Regions from separate parts of the Homo sapiens genome. Here all the other regions are linked to region 3. A link is a loop called in an ENCODE intact Hi-C map of the cell type or tissue named here. Cell type or tissue: PC-3. All regions are shown on one strand. Region 1 overlaps ACSL3 (acyl-CoA synthetase long chain family member 3). Region 2 overlaps ACSL3 (acyl-CoA synthetase long chain family member 3). Region 3 has its middle 63 kb from the start of ACSL3.

What was found. Peaks named below come from ENCODE experiments on the same cell type or tissue, not always from the same donor. Only the 100,000 strongest peaks of a DNase experiment are listed, where the experiment ranks them.
Region 1: a loop joins it to region 3, with 8 times the contacts of the local background. A loop is called at or near these places in 57 of 110 quality-filtered maps.
Region 2: it touches region 3 in a loop (3-fold over the local background); 5 of 110 quality-filtered maps call a loop at or near these places.

What each region holds. Positions count from the first base shown.
Region 1 is chr2:222,901,510-222,906,509 of GRCh38, forward strand. All of the region lies in intron 3 of ACSL3 (acyl-CoA synthetase long chain family member 3), which reads left to right. It also overlaps the pseudogene ATG12P2. Among named protein-coding and RNA genes, the nearest start is that of ACSL3-AS1, 16 kb to the right of the region's middle. RefSeq lists an enhancer at 4,620-5,000. In PC-3, a CTCF peak has its summit at 2,297 (motif pointing left); DNase peaks (open chromatin) are centred at 2,302 and 3,222.
Region 2 is chr2:222,876,846-222,881,845 of GRCh38, forward strand. All of the region lies in intron 1 of ACSL3 (acyl-CoA synthetase long chain family member 3), which reads left to right. Among named protein-coding and RNA genes, the nearest start is that of ACSL3, 18 kb to the left of the region's middle. In PC-3, no CTCF peak of the experiment used is centred here; DNase peaks (open chromatin) are centred at 2,156 and 2,636; H3K4me3 peaks cover 1,271 bases; H3K27ac peaks cover 2,250 bases.
Region 3 is chr2:222,795,340-222,800,339 of GRCh38, forward strand. No RefSeq gene overlaps it. Among named protein-coding and RNA genes, the nearest start is that of ACSL3, 63 kb to the right of the region's middle. RefSeq lists enhancers at 1-146, 147-1,069. In PC-3, a CTCF peak has its summit at 2,141 (motif pointing right); a DNase peak (open chromatin) is centred at 1,602; H3K4me3 peaks cover 1,228 bases; H3K27ac peaks cover 2,563 bases.

The DNA.
Region 1 (5,000 bases), 110 kb after region 3:
CAAGATTGTTTGGCTGTTCTGGGTGCTTTTAATATCCATGTGAATTTTAAAATCAGCTTACTTATTTCTGTCTAAAAGCCAGCTTTTATACAGCTGAGATCTTTTTTAAGCTAACCTTAGATTTAATGAACTAGTTATTTAGGTCCAAAAGAAAAGGCTGGGCATGGTGGCCCACGCCTGTAATCCCAGCACTTTGGGAGGCCAAGGTGGGCGGATCACAAGGTCAAGAGATCGAGACCATCCTGGCCAACATGGTGAAACCCCATCTTTACTAAAAATACAAAAATTAGCTGGGCGTGATTGAGCACGCCTGTAGTCTCAGCTACTCGGGAGGCTGAGGCAGGAGAATCACTTGAACCCGGAGGCGAAGGTTGTAGTGAGCCGAGATCGCGCCACTGCACTCCAGCCTGGGTGACAGAGTGAGACTCGGTCTCAAAAAAAAAAAAAAAAAAAAAGAACTCAAATATTGTTGAGGTAGCAAATATTCTATCATCTGAAACCTCAGTGGTAAACACAATACCCAAATTTAACATATTTTTGTTACTTGTTAAATACATGCGTGTAAATATATTCACTTAAGTAAACTAAGTGGACAAAATTAGATAAGTCTTTTTTCATATCCAACTTATTTAACTTGATACACTTTCCAGCTTTCAACATAATTGCAAATTTTTATAATCTTGTAAGATAATGTTATGTAATTCAACTTGTCAGTATTATTCTAGTGCTATTAGCTATATTAATTACATAAAGACATTGATGTAAGGGGACTCAAAAATTCATAGGTTTGGGTAGAAAATGAGAACTAGACAGTGATTTCATCACTATAAATTTAGTTGTTACTTAGCGTCCCCTGAGGCTAATGTATGGCAGATCCCTGTAGCCATAAATTGCATTCTGGGCTTTAAGGGATTAAAATATAATTCAAATCCTTCAATAAAATCATACCATTCACACCATTACCTTTGAAAATAAATACTTGGAATTCTAGTACATACCTTAGATCTTGTTTGTACATGCCATTCAATTTATTATAATGCTTTAAAAAAGATATTGATGCAGGATTCTTGCTCCTTAGTTCAGCTAAATCCAGGTTCTTGTCTCATGACCAGAAAAAAATTAGGCATGTGGACACATTGAAGGATGAGGAGGGCGGAATTTATTAAGCAAAAGGAAAGCTCAGCAAAGAGAGGGGTCCTGCAGGCAGGTTTCTACCTCACAAATTGAATACCAGGGCCACCACACAGGAGCTGAAGAGTGCAGACTTCTCCTCTGCATGAGGCACAAATTCCTGGTGGCTCCACCCTAGGGCATTATTCAGAAAGAATCAGTCAGGAAACGGTGGGCAAACTGGGACAGACTTTCTCCCTCTGGGTCACGGGTTTCAACCTGGACCAGCAGTCCAGTCTTTCAGCCTTCAGGTTGCTTTAGGCTTGAAGGTGAGGTTTCACCGGGGACTCTACCCTATCTGCCTAGGTATTTGTCTGCCTCCAGCCTCTATCAATATGGTACTACAAATAGAAGGAAGAAAAAAAAGTCAAATCACACCTTAGGAAATTACAGCCTAGTAGCATCAGTAAAAATGGTACTGTTAGTCATGTCATGAAATAGACGTAAAATTGAAGGTTGATTTTCTTTTTTTTTTTGAGATGAGGTCTGGCTTCGTGGCCCAGGCCGGAGTGCAGTGGCATGATCTTAACTTATCGCACTTTTCATCTCCTGGTCTCAAGTCATCCTCCCACTTGATTCCGCCTCTTGAGTAGCTGGTACTACAAGTGTGTGCCACCATACCTGGCTAACTTTTGTAGTTTTTGTAGAGACAGGGCTTCGTCATGTTTCCCAGGCTGGTCTCAAACTTCTGAGCTCAAGTGATCCATTTGTCCTGGCCTCCCAAAGTCCTGGGATTACAGTTGTGAGCCACCATGCTGGCCTGTTTTTCAATTATTGATTGCTTTCAAGTTGGAAAGTGCATTGTGAAACACTCAAAGATGTTGCTGGGATTATTTAGTTCTTTTGATACTATATAAATAAATGACAGAGTAACACCATAGTTATATGATTGGAACTCAAGAAATATTAAATGATAGGATTGAAAAGAGTTATATGAGTCATTTGTCCAGAATTTATAAAATTTTTTTCTGTATCCCAATGGAATAAATTTAAACTATGTATATTCTCTGAAATAGTCTTCCAGTTTGCCCAACATGCTTGCTCTCCTGACTAGATATTAGCTAAAAATTAACAAAACAGTCTTTTCTCCTGTTACTGTGTGGTAAAGATGTAAAACCCTTTTTGCCAGCAGGGCTGCCCTCTACTGGACTATTTAAGGTATTCAGTGAGCAGGTCAATATGACTATTTTACAAGAAGGTAACACAGTGGGTATAAATGTAAACATCCCATATCCCAAACAAACTGAAGTTCCCTGAATAGTTAAAAAAAAAAAGCCCTTTAATAAACTTTTACCATTAAAACAATTATGGTCGGCTGGGCGCGGTGGCTCACGCCTGTAATCCCAGTACTTTGGGAGGCCGAGGCGGGCGGATCACCTGAGGTCAGGAGTTCGAGACCAGCCTCAACATGGAGAAACCCCGTCTCTACTAAAAATACAAAATTAGCCGGGCGTGATGGTGCATGCCTGTAATCCCAGCTACTCGGGAGTCTGAGGCAGGAGAATTGCTTGAACCTGGGAGGCGGAGGTTGCAGTGAGCCGAGATCGCACCATTGCACTCCAGCCTGGGCAACAAGAGCGAAACTCCATCTCAAAAAACAAAACAAAACAAAACAAAAAACAATTATGGTCATTTTGAGAACTGGTAGTGAAGTTTATATGGTCTTAGTCTCCATTTCAACCTTGGAGGCAGATCTGTGGCAATGAGAATAGTAATGTATAGGAACGGTGGGTCTGCTCTGATGTCAGTCTTTTATGATGATTTGTATATTAATACAAATCACGTTTTTGTGAGTCCATTCATGCTGTGGATGTTTTCTTAGGCATTAGCATAGGTCATAGTGGACACATACTGAATAGGTCATATCTGTTAAGGCTCTTGCTACAAAGCATCAAAACTTTTCAGAACTATTTCCTCTGTGAAAATTCATTTTAAGTAGCAAGTTGTTTTTTTCTGTGGTTCATTCCCATGCCTGAGATTTGCAGTAATGTAGAACTAGTTTACCATCACTGCTGAAACACTCATAGAAGGTTCCAAATTCCTGGTCCAGGGAAAGAGCAAAAGCCTGACTCACATAAATAAACAACTGAGGTTGCAAGTTTAAGGAACTTTTTTGATGAAGTCAAGGAGTCTTTGGATGGTTCGAGTTCACTCTACTGCCTGCTTCTTTGTTTTCATAATAGGAACATGTCCCACAGCCTTTAGTAGGATGTCAGAATTTTCTTGATGTTGCCAGCAGGATCCTGTGTCCCAGGAAACTACAGTGGAATAAGGGGGGTCTGAGGTGCTTGCTTTGGGGAGACCTCTAGAGTAAGTCCTTTGCTGCCAGCAGCAGTTAAGGGAGGTAGCTGTGACATTGTCTTCAGCTTCTGCCATCTTGTTAGGTCCCAGGTGAGATTTTGAAAAGGATTGTTCAGGGGTGGTAAGAGCTCAAACAGGCCTGCCTCAGCCTCATGATAAGCCACTGCATCTGGCTAATTTTTTTATATATGTTTTTTGAGACAGGGTCTTGCTTTGTTGCCCAAGCTGGAGTGCAGTGGCAGGATCACAGCTCATTGCAGCCTCGATCTCCCTAGGCTGAGGTGATCCTCCCATCTCAGTCTCCCGAGTAGCAGGGACTACAAGTGTGCACCACCACACCCTGCTAATTTTTCTCTTTTTTGTAGAGATGAGGTTTTACTATATTGCCCCGGCTGGTCTTGAACTGCTGGGCTCAAGCAATCCGCCTGCCTTGGCCTCCCAAAGTGCTGGGATTACAGGCATGAGCCACCATGTCTGGCCATGATATTATTTTTAATTCAAAAACAAACATGCAAAATTAAATTTTAGTGAGAGAACTTAGTTGGATAACATCTTTCTTCTGGGTTATTAGGGTATGTTTATTCTTTGCAACTCTGATGTTCTAGGTGTAGCAAGACCGTTTGTTTTCATTTTGCCATTTTCCTGTACAGAAAGCTTTAATGTCTCCCCATGACCTTTATGGCAAAAACCAAATTCCCTCGACCAGTCTTTGGATTACTACACAATACATTGTCAAAGAAAATAGCCTGGAATGGTGAACAGAGCCTGAGGCTCAGTTGGGAGTCCTGACTTCTCATCAGCTGTGCATGAGCAAATTTGGAGGTGTTCCTTAACTTGTAAAATCGATTTGGATTTTTGGTATTTTAAGCATGATTTCCTTTAGTTCTTTTTTTTTTTTTCCAGAGTGCTAGAATTCAGTCTTTTAGTTCTTTGAACATATTTATAATAGCTGCTTTGCTGTCTTGTCTACTAAGTCTGACATCTGGGCCTTCAAGGACAATTTCTGCTGCCTGCTTTTCCCTTCTTTCTGTGTGTCATACTTTTCTGTTTATTTGCATGCCTCATGATTTTGTGTTGTAAACTGGGCATTTTAGATAGTATTTTGTAGCAACTCGGAATACTGATTTTCCCTCCCCTCTTCCAGGGCTGCTGCTTGTTGTGTTGTTTCCTTATTTGTTAACTGACTTGGCTGAGCTATTACACTGAGGTTTGTTTATTCTGCACAGTGTACCCTCAGATGTTTCTCCTCAAGAGGGTACACTTGGGCACGCACATAGTCACCCTGGACTGCCCTTCTTGAGAGATGATAGCCGATTTTCAGCAGGGCTTTCTTTAACTCTCAGATCTCCTTGTTAAGCTTCTGCTTTCATTGGTATCACCACCCAGCAACTATTCTTCACTAATTGCTAACTGATTGCTTTATTGTTTTGGACAAAGCTTTGGGCCATAAATTTCCCCACTTGTGATCCAGTTAAATTAAGATGCCCTTTGTATAGGGGTTGTGTTTGATGGCAGTCTTTGAGGCTTGT
Region 2 (5,000 bases), 82 kb after region 3:
ATGGTATGCCTGAAGTGTTTTGGAAGCTCATAGGAAGGACATCTAACCCAGCCTTGATGGAGGAGGGGAGATAAACGATGGAGGTAAAAATAGATGGAGAGAGTTCATTGAAAATCTATATTCCTTTACTTCTGGATAGAGCATAGTTTTTCTGAGTTAGGAGGGGATTGGAGATGGGACCCAGGGGACATACCAAGCATAAAGGCATGGGACAAGAACACACATGGGGAATGCTTGGGGAACTGAAAGGGTGTGTTACAGGATAAGTCAATTAACAGTAGAGATCAGGCAGGGGGAGGCCTGATAGATTGAGAAAGATGGTGGAGAGCTCAAGGGGATTGGAGTTCTGGATGAGGTCAAAGGATTGAAGTGAAAGAGTTGGTGGAATAGGACTGGTTATGGTTAAGAGTAGTTTTGGAGTTTTGTACTTGAGAGATGGTTTTGTACTTAGATTGTTTAGAGGGTGTTTTTTAAAAGTTAGTTTTGTGATTTTCCTTGTAATGAAGAGGTGGAGCAGATGATAGCCCAGATGGAAAGTTCCATGAGGGCAGGATCAGTTGAATACTCAGGGCCTGTTTATGTAAATCTGAACTTTGGTATTGAGAATGAAAAGCATAGCACATTCGTAGATTTACTTTTTTGGTGAGAAACATCTATATTGGCATTTGTTGTTTTTATTAGATACTAACCTCAGTGACGGCTACATATACACTTATACCTTTATAAATACCTAGTTCAGAAATGATTTTGTAGGCATGTAACAGTTTCTGTTCTTTGCATTGATGTTTCTGGGGAGAATGGTGGACATAGTGTAAAACTGGCATATGTAATGCCTATATATTATATACTACATCATGTGTTAGATTACATGCTAGAAATTTGGATGGAACACTACCCAGAATTGTGAGTCACTATTTGGGAATTGCCCTTGATGCATGGATAATTTACCCGTAGACAATTGGGAGCTGTGTATTTAAGTTAATAAAATTTCTTTGTATTACATGATGCCAGAGTACAGGCATGTTAATTATAGGTGATCACAGTTTTTGTTTCTTGTTATTAATTTCAAATAGCTTTATGAAATAATTATATTTGCTGTCTTTCTTAGATAAGTCAAGAACATAATGTGTTTCTTTTGAGCTCCTTCAGGGAGAGTAAGTTTAATTTATTCTTCCACTAGAAAGAAAGATACTGTGCTTTATTCACTGCTGCACACCCAGTGCCCAGCGTATAGGAGACACTCACATTTGTTGAATGAATGAATCAGTCTCTGCATCCCTGCCACCTAGCACAGTAATGGACATGAGATACTGAGTAAGCATTTATTAAATTGAGTTGAAAGATTTGAATATATTACCAGAAAATTTTTGGAAGGCCAAAAATCTCATATCAGAATGACCAGTATATACTTATTAATGGAAGCTCAGGAATTCCTGAAGAATAGCTTTTCTGTTGGTAAATATGTACTAACTGGTTGAGTAATATATGCTAATGTAATTTAAAAAATTATGTGATTGTGAAGGCAGGAAAGCGATGGATTGTTTCAGGCCAGGCCCACTGCTTGCTGTACTTTAATGTCATTGCTGCTTATCGCCTTCTCTGCAGCCTTGTTGACACTCCTGACAACAAGTGTTTGTCTTTGGCTTCTAGGGCACTGTTTCCTGTTCCTTTACCTTTCTTGTTGGTTCTTCTGGCATCTGCCCTTAATCCTTTATCCTACAATTGAATATACTGTTTCTGAGGAATTCTGTGTTCTATGAATAGAGTCAATGATGACTGTGACCTCTGCATCTTCAGCTGTTTGGAGCCCCAGCCCTGTATTTCTAACAATATAGTGAATCTCTCTTCTGGTCTTTCCCACAAACTTAACATCCAGCCCTATATTTATGCGCTCATATTTGTGTCTGTTCTTCTTGTATTCCTCGTTACACGCCACCATTCTTTCATTCTGGAAATGTAGACTTTAATTTTCAGAGCCCTTACTCTATACATCCTACCTGACAGGTCCTACTAATTTTACCTCAGAGAAGCCTGTACAGTTGGTCCTGTTTCTTCTGTGTCTACTGCCTTAAATTCTGCACTTCATCACTTGGGCTGTGGTAATAACCACATACCTGGAATCCCTTTCGGTTTATTTTCTGTGTTGACCCAAGTAATCATTCTTAAAAAAAACAACAACACACATTTAGGACTGGGAACAGTGACTCACACCTGTAATTTCGACACTTTGGGAGGCCAAGGCGGGTGGATCACCTGAGGTCAGGAGTTCAAGACTATCCTGGTCAACATGGGTGAAACCCTGTCTCTACAAAAAATACCAAAATTAGCCGGGCATGGTGGCGGGCGCTTGTAATCCCAGCTACGTGGGAGGCTGAGGCAGGAGAATTGCTGGAACCCAGGAGGTGGAGATTGCAGTGAGCCTAGATGGTGCCACTATACTCCAGCCTGGGGGACAGAGCGAGACTGTCTCAAAAAAATAAAATAAAATAAAAAACAAATTTAGTTAAATGCTTTACTTGAAAACCGATCTCATGCTATCTACAACATTTTCATTGCTAACTCCCCCCATATATTTCCTGTGTTCCAGCGATCTCAGGCTACTTGTGATTACTCACTGTATGCTCACCCATGCCTCCCTGTTAGGCAGGAGTGAAGGAGGAATAAGAGCCTGGAGGGATTTATTCAGCTTTGTCTGTGGGTAATTATACTCATCCTGCATCTTGAAAGATGAGTTTATTTTGACAGTCCTCTTAGCTGCTTCTGTCTCTCTCCAATTCCATACCCCATTCCAAGTTTTGGACAGAAGAGTATGATTGGACCAGCACATTCATGTTTTTGATACAGGCTTCACTGGTCACAGGTCTGCTGGATACCTGTGGATGCACACATTTGCCGTAGTCTGCGGTGTTGGAGATGGGGACAGAACAGTATCACATATGTGAAACAGAGCCAGTGCTTCCCTTCCCAACAGTCGTAGGCCAGGCAATGTGGACTGTGGGTTGACATCACTGGAGACTGTTTCAGAATCAGAATAAAGACCAATAATAAACCTTTTTTTTTTTTTTCTATTTATGGAATATGGGAGCTGTGGAAGAGAGGTATTACTAGGCTGGTTGTTTGCTTCAGGGATCTGCTTCTCATCTTTCCAGGACTTAATTCAGCTACTACCTCTGTTAAAATTTTTCTTTGATGCTGTGCAACTTACTGAATAAGATTTTACCTGCTGATCTGTGATGTCACTATTGCCATATACAAAAGTCCCATGACTATTTCTGGTTTTAAAATTCTGTATTAACAATTCGTGTTTTGATATGGAATAGGGCAAATATGCATTAAATATGCTGTTTCTCAAAGTTTTTTCTTCTAGATAAATGTTAGAATTAATATATCACATAAGCATACAAAACAAACACGTAAGAAAAATCCTAGTAGGATTTTCATTGGGATTGCATTTGGTTTATGGGTTAATTTTGGCAGAATTACATTTATCCTTTCTACTCAGGAGCAAGTCTGTCTTTTCATATATTCAGGGTTTTTTTGTGTGTGTCTATCAGTAGCATTTTACATACACAGACACCCATATGTAAATATGAATGTTATATTACATGAAGTATTTTAAACTTGCGTTTGCTATTGTGACTATATTTCCGTTTCAATTTCTAACTGGTGATTAATAATATATAAAAAAACTGTCAATTTTTGGCCGGGCGCGGTGGCTCATGCCTGTAATCCCAGCACTTTGGGAGGCCAAGGTGGGCGGATCACGAGATCAGGAGATCAAGACCATCCTGGCTAACACGGTGAAACCCTGTCTCTACTAAAAATAAAAAAAAAATTAGCCAGGCGTGGTGGTGGGTGCCTGGAGTCCCAGCTACTCAGGAGGCTGAGACAGGAGAATGGCGTGAACCCGGGAGGCGGAGCTTACAGTGAGCAGAGTTCACGCCACTGCACTCCAGCCTGGGTGACAGAGCGAGACTCTGTCTCCCAAAAAAAAAAAAAACAAAAAAAAACCTGTCTATTTTTATTATTTACTTGGTATCGAAGTATTTTTGTGAATTCTCCCTCTGGTTGGATATTTTTCAAATGATTCCTTCAGATTTTCTTGTCAGGCAGGCACTTATCTGCACACAATAATGATTCTGTCTTTTTCAGTATTCATAACTGTCGTTTATTTTTTCATTGCATTGGCTAAAGTGCAGTGCTGTTCAGAAGACATGCCTTGAGAGCCGTAAATGTAAGCCATATATGTAGTTTTACATTTCTAGTAGGCAATTGATTTCATTACATTGTTTAATGTAATATATTCAAAATCTTATTTCAGTGTATATGTTCAATATAAAATTTATTAATTAACTATTTTATGTTCTTTTTTTACTACTAGGTCTTTGGAATCCCATGTGTATTTTACACTTAGATCACATCTCAGTTTGGACTAGCCACGTTTCAGGTGTGCAGTGGCACTTGCGGTTACCGCATTGGACAGCATAGAGTTAGAGCCTTCTTGATATATAATAATTATGATCATAGTTGGCCTTGTTGTCCCTTACTTGGTTGGAATTTGCTTTTCAGTATGATGTTTAATGTTGATTTCTAATAAATATACTGTTTTTAAGTTTAAGCAATTTTGTTTCTGAATAAGATGTTCCTTTAAAACTTAGTAATTGATATTCACTCCCCGCCCCACCCCTGAGATGGAGTTTCACTCTTGTCGCCCAGGCTGGAGTGCAATGGTGCGATCTTGGTTTACTGCAACCTCCGCTTCCCGGGTTCAAGCGATTCTCCTGCCTCACCCTCCTAAGTAGCTGGGATTACAGGCATGCGCCACCACCCCTAGCTAATTTTGTATTTTTAGTAGAGATGGGGTTTCACCATGTTGGCTAGGCTGGTCATGAACTGACGTCAGGTGGTCCACCTGCCCAAAGTGCTGGGATTATAGGTGTGAGCCATTGCGCCCGGCCTCACTTTTCTTAAATACTTAAGAAAATGTATGGTGATGCTCA
Region 3 (5,000 bases):
TTTGGGTTCATGCTGACTCACCATACCCATTACATGCTGCCTTTGTTCCCTAGCCTGACCTGATCTTGGGCCTCAGGCTACAGCCTGCTTTTCCATTACAAAGTACCCAAACACCAAACACAATGCTGTCTGAGTGCCCCCTTTCCCTGCCAAATTCTTTTTTTGTGCTATTTGGACCTCAGCTGCTGACACTTTCCTCCATAAGCCTTTATTCCCCTCCCCAATGAACTAATGAACTCCGCTTCCTTTTCTAAGTGCTCCTCATTCTTTCTCTTTCTTATGTTTTTTATTTTTGTCTGTTTTTGTTTTTTGAGACAGAGTCTCACTTTTTCACCCAGGCTGGAGTGCAGTGGTGCAATCTCATCTCACTGCAACCTCTGCCTCCCAGGTTCAAGAGATTCTCCTGCCTCAGTCTCCCAAGTAGCTGGGATTACAGGCACACGCCACCACGCCCAGCTAATTTTATTTTTTCTTGCTTCCACATTCCCCCTTTTCTTCTTTTCCTTTTTCTTTTCCCCCTGTTTTAGGATTGCATTAGCACGTATCCAAAGAGCAGCCTTCACTCTTGATATTTGGGGCTTAGGAACATCCCTGTCTCCTGGGCTGTCAGGGGCATAGTATATCTGTGGGACATTCTGTAAACCTGTCAGTCAGTGATACCTACAAGCAACCAGAATTAGGCCATTTTCAAGGCACCTTCATTAAAGATTAAAAGGCAACCTTGCCTGTCCCAAATTTTACCACACTTCCCCCCAAATGTCACCTTGTCCAGAGGGAAAGGGAAATACGTGATTGGAAAATCTGCTATCATATGCAAACTTTACCTGGACATGCCCCACTTCTTCAAATAAAGTTCCACTGTGCAAACTATTCTACGGCCCTATATCCTGCTGTACTCATTGTTACTAGAATAAATATTTGCAGTATAAGCAGAACTTTGTTCTGAGGATAAATCCACAGGATACTTAGCACTCTGACAAATGAAAAGCCAGTTTTTAGCTGCCCTTTGTTTGATACAAACTGGATGTTGTGTTTTCTTTTCTGGGTTATGTATAACGTACAAATTCTAGGCAATCTTTGACAAGAACTTATAATAACAAACTGCCTTTTGACAATGACTCTAGAGAGCCTTCCTGTCTCCAGAAAATATCCCTCTGTGGCTCCAAAGGTCTCAGTCTCAGGGTGATGTCCTGGCTACTTTTCTTTTGCACCATAAATGAAATGACAGTGAAGACATCAACCTCGCCATGTTGGAAAACTGCCTAAGATGTTTCTTGGAACTGTGGCCAGTCCCAGGAACAGAAAGGCATGATGTTCACAGCTAAAACTTCCTCACAGCGGCCTGCTGTACCTCCTCATGCCTGAGAATTGCTCTGAGGAAGGACTCATTTACCACATTTGCACTGCAGAAGTCAACACCCAGCGATCAAAGGACATCCTGGAAAAGTCAGTATAGATCCTGAACCAAAAACCTCAGAAGTGATTCCAGGCTGCTGCCCAAGAGCTGACATGCATACATTTGTTCATCACTCAACAAATATTTATTGAGTGCTATCTCTGTTGTAAACACTGTACTGGATGTGAATGTCCAGCTGCAGAAGAAACAGACCCAAGCCTCCGGGAGCTGACTGTTCCCAGGAGGGGGCCCTTGGCTCTTTGCAGTGAGTTGTCATCCTGGGCACTGACAGGCAGTGGTGTGAGCCTGCTGAGCCAGAGAGACGATGAGCTGCTCCCACAATACCCAATAATCAGGCCCCAGGGTGCCTCCTCTGCTGTACCTAAAACACTTCAGATGAACTGCAGCTTTTCAAATCTGCTCTTCATGTGTCAAAGAAATTTTGGAATTTTTTTCCTACAGTAAAAGATGAAAAACAGGAGCCCGACAAGCAGAACCTATACCTAATGTTAAGGGGAAGACCGCCTAGGTTCCACACTTGAGAAATTATTTTTGAGAATGTTTAATCTTGTTAGAACGGATTTCTGTGACTGCTGCCAGGGTCTCTGAACCCTCAGCAAATAAATGCAGATGACATTTATTTGCTGAAGATAATGCTACCATAATAAATGTAAAAGGGTCACTATCTTTCCCCTAAACTTCCTCCTCCCCCAAAATAATCTTTCCTGCAGCTTATCTTCTTTGACTCTAGGGGGCATAGCCATTAAGTCTTTATTCCTTTTGAACTTGATGCCGTCTGCCTTTGGCAAAGAATTGCCCTATTATTGTTTCTGAAAGAAAGTATTTGAAAAATTTAAAAGCCAGTTCTTGGCCTTGTATTTTTTTTTTTTTTTTTTTTTAGGAAAAGCTCTAGCCATTCAATGACCAACTTTCTGCCTATTACTATATCAGTCATTTACTTGCTTTAAAGTAAATCATGTGTCAAATCATGATGTTTTGCTCAAAGATGAACTGCATCTATATACAATGTGGTCCCGTAAGATTATAATGGAGCTGCCCTAAATAGATGTTCCATTTAAAAAAATTTTATATTGTATTTTTACTGTACCTTTTCTATGTTTAGATACACAAATGCTTACCATTGTGTTTTAATCGCCCATGGTATTCAGTCCAGTCACATGTTATATAGGATTTATAGAACAACAGGCTGTACTATACAGCCTAAGTGTGTAGTAGGCTATACTATCTAGGTTTGTATGAGTACATCTATGACATTCAAATAACAACGAAATTGCCTAATGACACATTTCTCAGAATGTATCCTCATTAGGTGACACATGACCGTAATGATGATTCTTAAAAGACAGGGGAAGAGGATGATTAATGACTTATTTTAACTCCAGTGACTAAAACACAATCAACTTCCTATTTCTGAGTGGCACTCAGAAAAATAATTCCTCCTTTTCTTTTTTATTATTCTAATTTTCTTTTTCTTTTTTTGAGACAGAGTCTTGGTCTGTCACCCAGGCTGGAGTGCAGTGGCGTAATCTTGGCTCACTGTAACCTCTGCCTTCCAGGTTCAAGGGATTCTTCTGCCTCATCCTCCCAAGTAGCTGGGACAACAGGCATGTGCCACCACACCCAGCTAATTTTTGTATTTTTGGTAGAGACAAGGTTTCACCATATTGGCCAAGCTAATCTGAAACTCCTGATCTTAAGTGATCCACCCTCCTCGGCCTCCCAAAGTGCTGGGATTATAGGCATGAGCCACCGCACCCAGTCTTATTTTTCCAATTTTCTAGACAATATTTAAAGAATGCAGTGGATTGGTATTCTAAAATCCAAGTTTATATACTGCCCAGAAAATACCCTTTAGTTGATGCACTGAGAGATGACCCAACTGTGTTGACAGGTGATCCAGTCTTTTAGCTACCTCTGCTTACTTTTCCTGGGTTATGGGGAGCCTTGAGATAAGTATGAGGCTGTAAAGGTGTAGGTGTGGCCCAGGTGTCTGCAGCTCTGAAGGTGGAGGTGCAGCCCAGGTGTAGCTCTTTGAACCAGCATTCCCCTTAACATGACAGGTCAGCTCCTTTCAGAACTGACCCACCACTTGATTGGAGAATACTTCAGCAGGAAGCCACTTGGTTGTACAGTGGGAATCTCTTAGAGATGCACAATTGTTTCTGGACTCAATCCCAATCCCAGGAACCTCAGCGTGAGGTGAGATTTGGGTGTCAGGCAGGATGGGCCCCATGGCCTAACGAAACCTACTGACATTCATTCTAGGTTCACATTCAATTGTAGCCAGTACCTTAAAGGGAGCAATTTTACCAAGTTCTAGGCATGGACACTGTGCACATTGACAACATATCTTTGAGTTTAGTTCCCTCCTGATCTTGTTGGCAAATTGCTGTTCATAGACAAATTCTTTTCTGCCATATACTTCAGGATTTCCCATTTCCAAATTCAGATAACATTCTGCTATAACGAAGTTATTTTAGGATTAATTTATTAAGATGTTCCTTTGTTTCATTGCCTGATGTTGCAAATGTAATTTTGGAGATCATATCACTATACCAAAGAGATTGCGTTCTTAACACAAAGAGGACATTTCTTATAGGTCTTATAGGTTGTTACCTGCAAGCAATTTTGTAATTACTTTCTGAAGGTTTTTATTGTGTTGACTAAGAGAAATCAGTTGTTTTCATTGCTTAAGGAAGGATTAAGGAGTTTGTTTAAGGAGAAACACGAAATAGTTTCCCAACTGGCACATCTGTTAAGGGTACAGGTAAGCTGGCTTGGAAGCGTCCAGTCTGGAAATTCGCCTCTGCACTGTTTTCATGGTGAGAGTTGTGGATAGGAAGGGGAGGTGATGGAAAAGGAGTAGAGGGGTAAAGTGCAACTCTACACACAGGCAGTCAACTCCAGCAGGACAGGAATGTCTTCATGATTCTGCTGCTTAACTCACACACTCAGCTGATCATGAGGCGTGACTGTTCTCTTCCTGAAAGAAGGCAAGACATACAGACAAACGTTCATTGTATCCTTGCTCTGTGGAAGATGTGTGCTACATAAACTCTTCAGGGGAAGACAAGGGACTATAAGAAACAGTCTTAAAGCCATCGATTTAGCAGGAGTGATGTTAAACACCATTAAAGACATTAGTACAGTCTGGGCAACATGGCACAACCCTATCTCTACAAAAAAATACAAAAATTAGTCAGTCGTGATGGTGTGCACCTGTAGTCCCAGCTACTTGGGAGGCTGAGGTGGGACCTCTTGAGCCCAGGAGATTGAGGCTGCAGTGAGTTGTGATCATGCCACTGCACTCCAGCCTGAGCAACAGAGCAAGACTCTGTCTCAGAGAGAGAGAGAGAAAGAGAGAAGATGGTCACGTGGATGTCAGTGTAGGGTTTTGATACCTGTCCCCTTCAAAACTGCTCCTTGGGCTTCCTACGTGCACTCAAATGAATGGGAATTAAGTGGCTAGTCAGTTCCAAAGTACTGAGGACCCCCCTCTCCCCAATGCAGAGCTTCTTCCACAAGCAGCACTTGGCCCCTGGAAGCCCAAGCAGGGATTCCCTCACTGGTCTCCCTATCCCCC